2 separate regions of the Mus musculus genome follow, and region 2 is linked to region 1. The links are chromatin loops, found by intact Hi-C in ENCODE. Cell type or tissue: gastrocnemius. All regions are shown on one strand. Links, peaks and the distances in the headings refer to the core of each region. The heading gives the core; the rest is flanking DNA. Region 1 overlaps Gstm6 (glutathione S-transferase, mu 6). Region 2 holds the start of Gstm1 (glutathione S-transferase, mu 1).

Region 1 (5,371 bases), core at 218-5,217:
GGCACCACCCACAATGGGTCCTTCCCCCTTGATCACTAATTGAGAAAATGTCTTATGGCTGGATCTCATGGAGGCATTTCCTCAAGGGAGGCTCCTTTCTCTGTGATAACTCCAGCTCCTGACAAGTTGACACACAAAGCCAGCCAGTAGAGTCAGCATAAAGGATTTTGATCTTACCAGATTAATAAACATTTCTCATCTATGAATGTTTATCTTATAAGCTTTTCATTTTAATTAATCATTTATTTCACAGTGACCCGCACATCTGCCTATGAGTGCTTACTTCTTAACTGCTGTAACAGGCAGCAGCTGAGACTTGGCGTAAGGACAATGCCCAGCAGGGCCATCCTCCAACATGTTCCAAGTTACAGGTAGGTCTCACAAGAAGTGGTTGACAAAGGCTAGAATCCATGATCTAGCCTCCATCAAAGGATGCTTCTTCAATGAATCTAGCTCCTTTGTGGGTGACCTGACAGCACCAATCACACCCTGCTGCTCTGGGGCCTAGGGAAGTAGATCTGCCCATCTCCAACCATTCACTGGCAGCTGCACCTCTTAACTGCTTAGGTGAGCGAGGGCTTCTGGGTCAGACTACAACACCTCCACATGAAAAACCTCCTGTGGCCCATTCTATGTTTTCTCAGGAAGCATGGTTATTTCCAGAGTCCTTACGCCAAACACTGGCACAAGCATCTCCAAAAGCAGATGTTCACAATTTCCCAAACGTTAACTTGCCAGACACTGCCAGATGTATCAACACAGCCAGAATCTCCCCTCGATGAGCTGATGATTGAGTTTTTTGAAAATTCCTACAACGCAATCACCGACAGTAGGGAATGCTTATAGTAAACCATCTTGAAAAGAGAGAAAGATGGCTTCCAGGTGAGGGTAGATGTAAAACCTGGTGACTGTTCACCCTCTGCCCATCAGCCTAGCACCTCTCGGAAGCAAGACTCACAGGTGAGCATGGCCAACGGAGGGACTGCATGCACACTGCAGGATGACCACACTGCAGGATGATCACACTGCAGGATGACCACACAGCTTGATGATGACTGAGAATTCTGGTATAGAAGACACACCCACCTATAAGAACCCCAGGTGAACACTGCCAGGGCACATCATGATTTCTCTCTTTTTAAAAAGATTGTGTGTGTGTGTGTGTGTGTGTGTGTGTGTGTGTGTGTGTGTGTATGTGTGTGTGTGTGTGTGTAAGCCCAAGCAGGCAGTAGAGAGCATCAGATTCCCTGGAGTTGTGATTATAGGCCCATTGTGAGCCACCATGTGGGTGGCGGGAACCAAATCCAGGCCCAAAACAAGAAAGGAAGTGCTCTGAAAAGTTCAGCCATATTTGCAGCCCCTGTGCGTGGTCATACATCCTGACTACCTGAGAGTCCACCCCATGTTCCCATCACCTATTCATCCTTGTGAACCACAGAACAAAGACCACACAGCCACATTCATGTAGTCACTCCTGAGAATTCTAGGTAATACGACAGGACACAGAGCTAGTATGGATAACACTTTACTAGAGCTCACACAAGACTGGGCCTTCCCACTCTGGAGATGGAGCCTGCATACTGGGGAGTATGGATCTTTGGGCTAAGCTGCTCAAAGTGCAGTGAAAGATTGTCTGGTTAGAAACATGGCAGAAAGAAACAAGGGAAGCAAAGGACTTTGCTGAGGACAGGGAGCTGACATTGGAGGCTTGAGTGAAAGGGGAGACAAGGAGTTCTTGTAGAGGGAAAGTTAATGAAAAGACAGAGGGAAAAAAATGGGAAGATTGATGAAGAGAAGTTACTGGAAGCTAGCTGTGGCCCGGTCAGTGTTCACGGTGACAGGCACACTGATAGATCTTCCCCACCAACACCGGCACTCCATGCATGGTCTTACTCATTGCCCCACGTGGCCTGTTTTAAGTACACAGGACTTGGAAGGAAGCGGCTGGTCTTCATATAGGCAGAGATCTTCCTCAGGCCCTGCAGGTGAGAAGGAGAAACCAGGACCTCAGCTCTGCAAACCCACTCCAGGACCAGCCAAGAGACTTTAAAATCCAGAAGGAGAAAACCCACCCCACCACCCTGCAAAAGCAGCCCCACCATCACACCAATCAGCTGAGGTAGCAGAGGTTAAGAAACTTCCTCAGTCTCCCATGGCTAAGAGGGTCAGCCCAGCACTGTGGCTGCCACTCTGCTCCCTGTGCACTCCCTCCTGCCTCCCATAGGGGGCACTGTCACTCCTGGCTACAATGACATGCCTGTACTTAAAAGAAGCAAGGATCCAGAAAACCGAAAGGGTTGAGAACTGGCCTGTGTGGTTTGGAAGAGAGTCCAGGAGCCACCCAGTGACTCAGCAAACCCTGAGTGTATGCAGAGAAGGCCGAAGAGACTGCAGAGCATGAGTGGCCAGCTCCAGATGTTCACCAGAAGCTAACACGTCTCCACTTGAGCCCTAAGCACAATCCCACTGAGCCCCTACCAATCTCATCTCTAGCTCTGATGCAGTGGAGTGTGATACAGGACACCTTGTCAGAGAGTGCACAGGTCATTTCCAAAGATCAAGAGAGAGCCAGAGCTACCAGTCCCCAACAAGCCACAGCCATCTGTGTTCAGAACAAGGGCCTCTGCACTCCCCTCCTCAGCTATACCAGCTCGTGCACACTCACAAGGCCACTCCATGTGGATCACAACCGCAGTGATGAGAGCTAACTAAAAAAAGACATGCATCTCTTAATGGCAAGTGGGAAAGGAGAAGTGCTTCTAGGCCGAGATCTGTTGCTATGGCAATGCCTTGAACATACAAAAATGAAAAAAAGTACATCTTGTTGGTGTCAAACCAGAGAGTTCAGGGTGGATCATGGTTAACTGCGAGGTGAGAGCCAGGCAGCCATTAATATCACAGGCATCTCATGGTCTGTTGTGCCCCCCACCTACCGGCTTCACTCAGTCCTGGGATGGAGGGACAGTTTTACACGTCCAGCTGGGCCCGATACAGAGGGAAATTCCAAAGCATCTCAGTAAGGACAAAGTACGACCTCACTTCATAGGGGACACAATGGGAGCTGGAGGAATGGCGGGAGGAAAAAGCACACCCACCAAAAGAACTCAAGATGAAGTCTTCCACAGGAGCAGCCCTGAGTCACAGTACTTCACAGGTCAGCCACAGGACTGACAACACCAATCAAATATTACCATGGAGTATGTCTTGGTCCTGCACATCAGTCTGCCTTTCTCTCAGCCTAACGGTTGCAGGAACAAACACATTCTTCACATAATCTGCATACTGCAGGTCCTGGGCCGGAAACCCAAGCTGTTTAAAGGCCTGACTTTCTTTTTGGCACAAATCAGGAAGAGACACTGAATGTTGCTCTTAGAAGCCAAAAGCAGTTGGGAGCCCAGAACAGCCTCTACTCGTGCTAGGATGCTGAGCAAGTAGCTTACCCTACACAGTCTCGTGTTCCTTATCTGTTCATCGTGACAGCTAATTCTACCCAGGTTGCCTGCGTGTGGCAATGACAAATTGACTCCGCAGATCTAGAAGGCTGAACATGGGTCCTGGCAGAAAGTCAGTGCTCAATAGATCAGAACTAGGGAAGCAACCTGGAAAGGGGGAAGGGAAGTAGGGCATCCAAGAGGAAGCAGGACCAGGGCATCACCTCAAAGCGGGCCATGAAGTCCTTCAGGTTTGGGAAGGCGTCCAGGCACGTGGGTTCAAACATTCGATGCTGATCAAGGACATCATAGACGAGGAAGTCTGCAAAGGTGATCTGCAGGAAGTGAGGCTCAGTGAGGTGGGATCCGGATGCCTGGGAAGAATGGCAGCTCCTCCTGCCCACCTGCTACCCTCTCTACCTTGTCCCCTGCAAACCATGGCTGCTTCCCCAGGAACTCCGAGTAGAGTTTCAGCTGATCTGGGAGGCCCTTCAAGAACTCTGGCTTCCGTTTCTCCTGAAGCAGAAAATAATAGCTGTCATAACCCTCATGCAGGCCCTGTGGGAGAAAGTGTGGCTTTGCCCAGCTGTGCAAAGGAACAGGCATCTTCCTAATTCTGGGCATGTGCCATTTAACGCTTCACCACTTTAATAATCAGACTCTCGATTGGTAGCAGGCTTCATCTCTCAGGGGTGCCTGGAATGGAAATGCCAATCTGTCCCTGAATCTGTCATGACTGATGTCTAGCTCAGCACTGCCTTCCAGGGTAGTGCCTTCCAGACAGGTTCTGAACAGAACAGTCCAGTGGAAGAAGGAAAGCCAAGTATTTAACAATCTCAAGAGAAGAGACTACGTGATTTCAAAGAGGGATCTCAAAGAATAGAATCAGTTGAACAGCATAGGGTGTTGAAAGAGACAGTGGTTCTCTAGCTGACCGTGAGCTCCAGCAAGAGGCCCCGAGTTTTGCTACCACTAAGAACTCAGCTCTGAGAAATCTGTTGGGTAGATTTCTAAATACCCATGACCTTTTTCCCCTCTGGTTTTCATCTGTGAACCCCAGGGACAAGGTGGCTCATGGCAGTGGTCAAGGTCAAAGTTGAAAAGAATTGAACATATGAATTTGCTGTGTAGGAAATGAATTTGCAGCCCTTGGTATCATAACAATACCGCAAAACTTCTTGGAAACGGTATGTTGTACTTGTTAACAAAATGGGGGTGGGGCAAGAACTGTTGGCTGGATAGGAGAGCTTGATAAATCAGTATGGGTGGGTTCACATTCCAAAGAGGACATGCATGGAACTGAACACAGGCCCTTCCTTGACTCCTGCTGCAAACCCTGTCTATACCACACAGTGCAGACTCACAAAGTCAGCGCTGTAGCAAAGCATGCCCATCTGAATTCGAGTGTCCATGACCTGTTTCTCCAAAATGTCCACACGGATCCTCTCCTCCTCTGTCTCTCCACCTGCAGCACACACAGCCCAGACTCACTCTCAGCAGCCCACCCTTGCCAAGACCAGGGTAGGTGGCCATGGTCCCCCACCCTGCAGCCAGCCCCACTCACACAGGTTGTGCTTCCGGCCAAGGTAGCGCAGGATGGCATTGCTCTGGGTGACCTTGTGTGACCCATCAATTAAGTAGGGCAGCTGGATGGACAAGCAGGGAAGGTCAGATGGGATATGAGGTCCCTCCATCCCTTCCCTGGGTGAGAGAAGACACAGGGCCTGGCACTCAGTGTGCCTGCCGTGGGAAGCCCTCCATGGGCACAGTGTGCACTGAATGAGAGAGCTGGGACACAGCCCATCACAGAACACTGTGCAGCCAGCAGGGATGGAGCAGGAGAGCAGAAACACTGATCCTAAACCCTCAGCCAGGCCAGGAGATGAGGTGAGATCACCATGTCTTCCCCAAACTTCCCCTTCACAGCACCTACATTGGGA
Region 2 (5,371 bases), core at 217-5,216, 78 kb after region 1:
CCAGTGTAGACATAACTTATTTACTTACTTGAGTCTGGAATACACAGACTCAAGCTATGAGGAGAAGAGATACACCATGGGCGATGGTAATGCCACCTTCCTGGTCAGACATCTGCTTCCTTATCACTTAGGGAGTATACTGGTGCCTGTTGGTGCATGGGGGTCCAATGTTGATGCCAAGTGTCTTTCTCAATCACTGTGCACCTTATTTCTGAGACAGGGTTTCTTAGTAAATCTAGAGCTCAAAGAACAACTAGCCTCAGTGGTCAGCAAAACCCAAGAAGCCCTCCTCTCCTCCCAGAGCACTATATTTATAAGACCAGGCTGCCACACTGGGTGTGTGTGTGTGTGGGGGGGTGTTATAGGGTGCTAAGAGTTCATATTGAAGCCTTCATGTTATGTAGCAAGCACTTTTACTCCACATCCCCTAATTTCATCCTGGGGGCTTTTGGTATAAACACTGGGTAAGACGGCACATTGGAAGAGACCAATGGACAGATTTAGCAGAGATTTACAGCTGTACTGAATAACTTAGATCAACTGTCCACCAGCAGAACCTTAACCATATCCTAAGACCAGCAGGGATAGTTTCACTGTGTTGATGTGATAGATCTCAGGGGTGACAAGGGTCATCCTGCTGGTAAGATCAGAAAGCTTAGAGAATCATTACCAAAGGAGGATGCTACAGATCTGAACGTGAGACTTTAACTCCTGCTGTGAACCCTGTCTGCCGCACCCACTGGCCACTCACAAAGTCAGGGTTGTAACAGAGCATGATGAGCTGCATGCGGGTGTCCATGACCTGGTTCTCCACAATGTCTGCACGGATCCTCTCCTCCTCTGTCTCTCCATCTGCAGCACACACAGTACACTAGGCATCCCAACCTTGCCAAGCCGAGGAGATTATCCCCCATCTCCCACCCTGTGGCCAGCCCCACTCACCCAGGTGGTGCTTTCGGGCAAGGTAGCGCAGGATGGCATTGCTCTGGGTGATCTTGTGTGATCCATCGATCAAGTAAGGCAGCTGGATGGACAAGCAGGGAGGGTCAGATGGGATATGGGGTACCTGAATCCTTTCTCTGGGTGAGAGAAGACACAGGGCCTGACAGTGTGCCTGCCATGGGAAGCCCTCCATGGGCACAGTGTGCACTGAATGAGAGAGCTGGGGCACAGCCCATCACAGAACACTGTGCAGCCAGCAGGGATGGAGCAGGAGAGCAGAAACACTGATCCTAAACCCTCAGCCAGGCCAGGAGATGAGGTGAGATCACCGTGTCTTCCCCAAACCTCTCCTCCCCTGCACCTACATTGGGAAAGTCCAGGCCCAGCTTGAACTTCTCATTCAGCCACTGGCTTCTGTCAAAGTCGGGAGCTGTAAACAAGAAGATGTGAAAAGGCATTACCCCACTGTCCCACCCTTCTACAGATTATCGACCAGTAGCAAGAACCCCTAAGGCAGGGCCTCTGCAACCTGTTACAGAGAGTTACTTTCCAATGTGGAGAAGGGTCTGAATAACAACTGATAATAAAGGCAGCCTGGACCCAATAAGACCCCAGTAGTGAATTCTGTCGAATTATAAATACAAATGGACCAAGGAACTCCATTCTCCATGATCTATATTGGAAAATCAAACTGCACTCTCAAAGAGGTTTCTGGAAGCAGCAGCCTCTATCTTTAGCTAGAGGGAGACCAGCAGGGCTAAATAACGGGAAATCTAGGCATAGTTTGATAGGTAAGAGGGAAGCAGGTGTCTGACCAGGAAGGTGGCATTACCGTCACCCATGGTGTATCTCTTCTCATCATAGCTTGAGTCTGTGTATTCCAGGAGCATGCGGATCGGGTGTGTCAGCTGGGAGAGATGACCAGAAGAGACAGAGGTCAGACATTGTGGGGACTTCTTTGTATGACTTCATCTTCACCCGTTGAGACCTCCCACACTGCACAAACGCCGTCACCCCGCACGTGCATGTGCACACCACACACATACGCGCGCGCGCACGCACACACACACAGCCACCCAAGTGCGTAAACTGAGCGCTGAGAGCTACAGGCAGGAGATTCCAGTGAGAGCTGAAGAGTACCCGCTGTAGGAAGGGCTCCTGCTCTTAAGAACTTTCTGCTTCACATCCCAGTCCCACCCTCCAAGTGGACCCCTCTCTCACTCCGCGGACGTTCCAGTATCCCAGTATCATAGGCATGGTGCTGGTGCTGTGGTCTTCTCAAACTGGCTTCAGCAGGACTGACCTGTGTGTTTGGAGTTGTGACTTTATACAGACTACTAGAGAAACGTGGGCAGGACAAAACAGCGGGTCCCTCCCAACCCTGCACCAATCCCAATTAGGCACTCCCCTTCCTAGGTCTGTAACCAGAGCAGCAGACCCTAAAGCGGAAGGCAGAGGCCACACCCTCTCCGGGAGAGGCGGGGTTAAGATCCTTAGCGGCCTCTGTCCCGGGATTCTGTTTTGCACACGCTGAAACAGAATCTGCTCTCCTGCTTCCCCCGAAACCCTCTTAGCGACTGCCGCCATCGCCGCCTGCTGGATGCTCCCTAGACTAGCTAGCACTTTGCCTGGAGTCTGGCCAGACAGCGAAAGAACATTGGGTGGGTGTTCTCCCGCCTTCCTTTCTTTTGCAGAGCTCGGTTTTCACACCCAGACTGTGGGAATCTGTCATTGGGGAGGCTCAACTCTCAGCTTAAAGACAAAAAGGCGAGAGCCCCCGACCTGAGAGTTTAATGTAGCACTTATCGTCATGGAAAGAACTCTGTCAGTCTGACAGGTACCGGATTTTTGCGCACACAGCCTCAAGTTACAGGAACAGTCGGTGACATGGAAACAACCCCAAGGCAGAGATAAACAGGGCTCCGTATTTTCCTTTAGGGGGTTTGAGAACTGTTATCAGTTATTAAAAAACTAATCTGTATTTTGGCCGTGTTTATGAATCTAAATTCAAGTACCAACCACAGAGGGGCCGGAAGTTTGAGGGAAGCCACAGCTGTGGACAACAGTCAGCTGACAAAACCCAGCAGAGCACAAGGGAGAAAAAGAGCCCACGCTGGGTTGTGCCATAGAGAGGGAGAGCATGTGACCCAAGAAGTTTGCTTTCAAGGGATACCAGGATGCTGTACACATGGGAGCCCAAAGCAAGACCCTCAGCTGTCCCTAAATGCAGGACCTGGCCCAGGCTCCGGACATGCGTTTGTATATGACAGGGTGGCTCAAATGACCTTTCAGGTTACCCTGAGATATATAGTAGTATATCCTTCACAAGTAGTATATGCCCTGTAGTATTACCTTCACAAGGTCAATGTCCTCCCAAGAACACTGTCCTACCTGTTTACTTTCTTTTTTGCAGACAACCAAGAGGCTTGATGGAAGGGGAGACTAAAATGAGTTTACAAGTCAAAGGCCAAGGCTGTTGCTCTGCAGGACGTACATTTTGGGATTAAATCATCCTTTACTGGGACTACGGGGTATGAAGGCAACATATCATGTCACCCACATAGGAGCTGTGCAGTGAGGTTGCAGGGGGCAAGCAGAGGCCATCTCATCCTAGGACATTAAAGAAACCACATGTTCTGCAGGTCTTGGTGAGGATGCACGAAAAGTGACCATGTCACTGGGGCTTTAGCAGCAGTTTGGTGGGAACTACAGGGACATATTTTGCAAGTATGAATGAGGCACTTCAGCAGATTGTCACACACTGTGGGAAGTAGAGAAGGAGGAGTGGAAGAAAGCAGAAGGAATCCATACTGTCTAGGACAAGGACTCAGAGGGCCTGGGAAGGGAGCCAGAGCCCTGGAGCCCTTCAGAGGACAGAATCTATCTGCAGACAGGGATAAGGGCTAGGACAGCAAGTTCTCAATGCAGGGTCCCCAGAGTCCGAGATCATTGTCCCTTTGAATGAGAAAGGTCCCTGAAAGGCAGCAGGGAACTGTGGGGACTGGAGACGTGGAGAGATCTGAAGCTAGGAGTCACAGCCAGTGCTGTCTTGGAGAATTTAATCCCAGCGTTGGTCACTGATCCTCTGGGTGTCTCTGTGCACTGTCACAAGTTCACAGTGCAGCCAGCCCTAGTGTCTTAAAAGGACACTGTACAGGAAAAAAATCTAAATGTGCTGGAGGAAATTTGGCTTATAACCTATAGAGTGACATCTGAGATGGATTCCGTAATTTCTTCCAGGCCAATGGGTGACATTCAACATGGTCCATGCAAAACCACAGAATTCTATAAATAATGGCTTTAAAAATTTTAAAACTCGGGGTGGGGGTGAAGAAGGGGCCGGCCTTCGAGTGACAGCGGCGCAAGATGTCAGCCACCACAGGCTCGGGAGTAAAAGTCCCTCAAAATTTCTGACTGTTAGAAGAATTGGAAGAAGGACAGAAAGGAGTAGGCGATGGCACAGTTAGCTGGGGTCTGGAGGACGACGAGGGCATGACACTTACAAGATGGACAGGCATGATAATTGGGCCTCCACGAACAATCTATGAAAACCGAATATACAGCCTTAAGATAGAGTGTGGGCCTAAGTACCCAGAGGCACCCCTGTCTGTAAAATTTGTAACAAGAGTCAATATGAGCGGCGTGAGCAGTTCGAATGGAGTGGTGGATCCGAGAGCCACGGCAGTGCTGGCAAAGTGGCAGAACTCCCACAGCATCAAAGTCATCCTGCAGGAACTGCGGCGCCTGATGATGCCAAAAGAGAACATGAAGCTGCCACAGCCACCGGAAGGACAGCGTTACAGCAATTAGTCACCAAGGCCCCGGCCTCCCCTCCCCATCCAACCCAAGTCTTCATTTTCCACAGTAGTGAATTTTCTAGATACATCTGTAGACCTCAAAGTACTGGAGAGGAAGCTCCACTCAGCCTTCATCCTGAGGCACTGTTCTGATACTAACTTCTCGTCCATTTGAAATACCTAAGTTGTGCTGTGTAACATCAACTGTCAAGTGTAACCGCTGTCTGCCTGGTTGAACGTCTGGGATCAAGAAGGTGTTGAAATCGGTTTCCTGTGGGAGCGGTGGGCACAGCTAACACAACTGTGAACAGACACGTCACACAATCACCTGCTGCTGGCCCTTGGCCTGAGTCTGCCTTTGCCCTCCCCGCCCTCTGCCACGGCTGTGTGGTGGCCCTTAGAATAGATGGGAAGGCTTCAAGTAGCAGTTGTGGGACTGACTACTGCTGGGCTTGGGGCGCTTTGGCTGCACCCCTGCTTTCTTCAGTCTTAAGTGATGCCCCATCCAAGCCATGGTCCCCACTCTTCCACTCCCACCCTTGGCCAAAGCTTAGATTGTAACCCTCCCCTCCCTCTGAAATTGGCCATGGGTGAGGAATTCGGGGCTTCCCGTGTCCCCACCTTTATCAAGG

The links. A loop is a pair of places that touch in the nucleus more often than their neighbours do. Peaks named below come from ENCODE experiments on the same cell type or tissue, not always from the same donor. Only the 100,000 strongest peaks of a DNase experiment are listed, where the experiment ranks them.
Region 2: a loop joins it to region 1, with 2.5 times the contacts of the local background. A loop is called at or near these places in 15 of 42 quality-filtered maps.

What each region holds. Positions count from the first base shown.
Region 1 is chr3:107,937,338-107,942,708 of GRCm38, forward strand. Gstm6 (glutathione S-transferase, mu 6) reads right to left here. Exons shown (of 8, transcript NM_008184.4): 3 at 5,365-5,371; 4 at 4,996-5,077; 5 at 4,796-4,896; 6 at 3,852-3,947; 7 at 3,656-3,766; 8 at 1,510-1,979. The coding sequence ends at 1,890. Among named protein-coding and RNA genes, the nearest start is that of Gstm6, 3.7 kb to the right of the region's middle. In gastrocnemius, for the core only: a CTCF peak has its summit at 2,226; DNase peaks (open chromatin) are centred at 2,235, 3,451, 3,637 and 4,099; H3K27ac peaks cover 1,347 bases.
Region 2 is chr3:108,015,577-108,020,947 of GRCm38, forward strand. Gstm1 (glutathione S-transferase, mu 1) reads right to left here and starts at 2,397. Exons shown (of 8, transcript NM_010358.5): 1 at 2,164-2,397; 2 at 1,775-1,850; 3 at 1,308-1,372; 4 at 943-1,024; 5 at 752-852. The coding sequence starts at 2,199. It also overlaps the pseudogene Gm12502. In gastrocnemius, for the core only: a CTCF peak has its summit at 2,540; DNase peaks (open chromatin) are centred at 2,002 and 2,492; H3K4me3 peaks cover 2,972 bases; H3K27ac peaks cover 3,973 bases.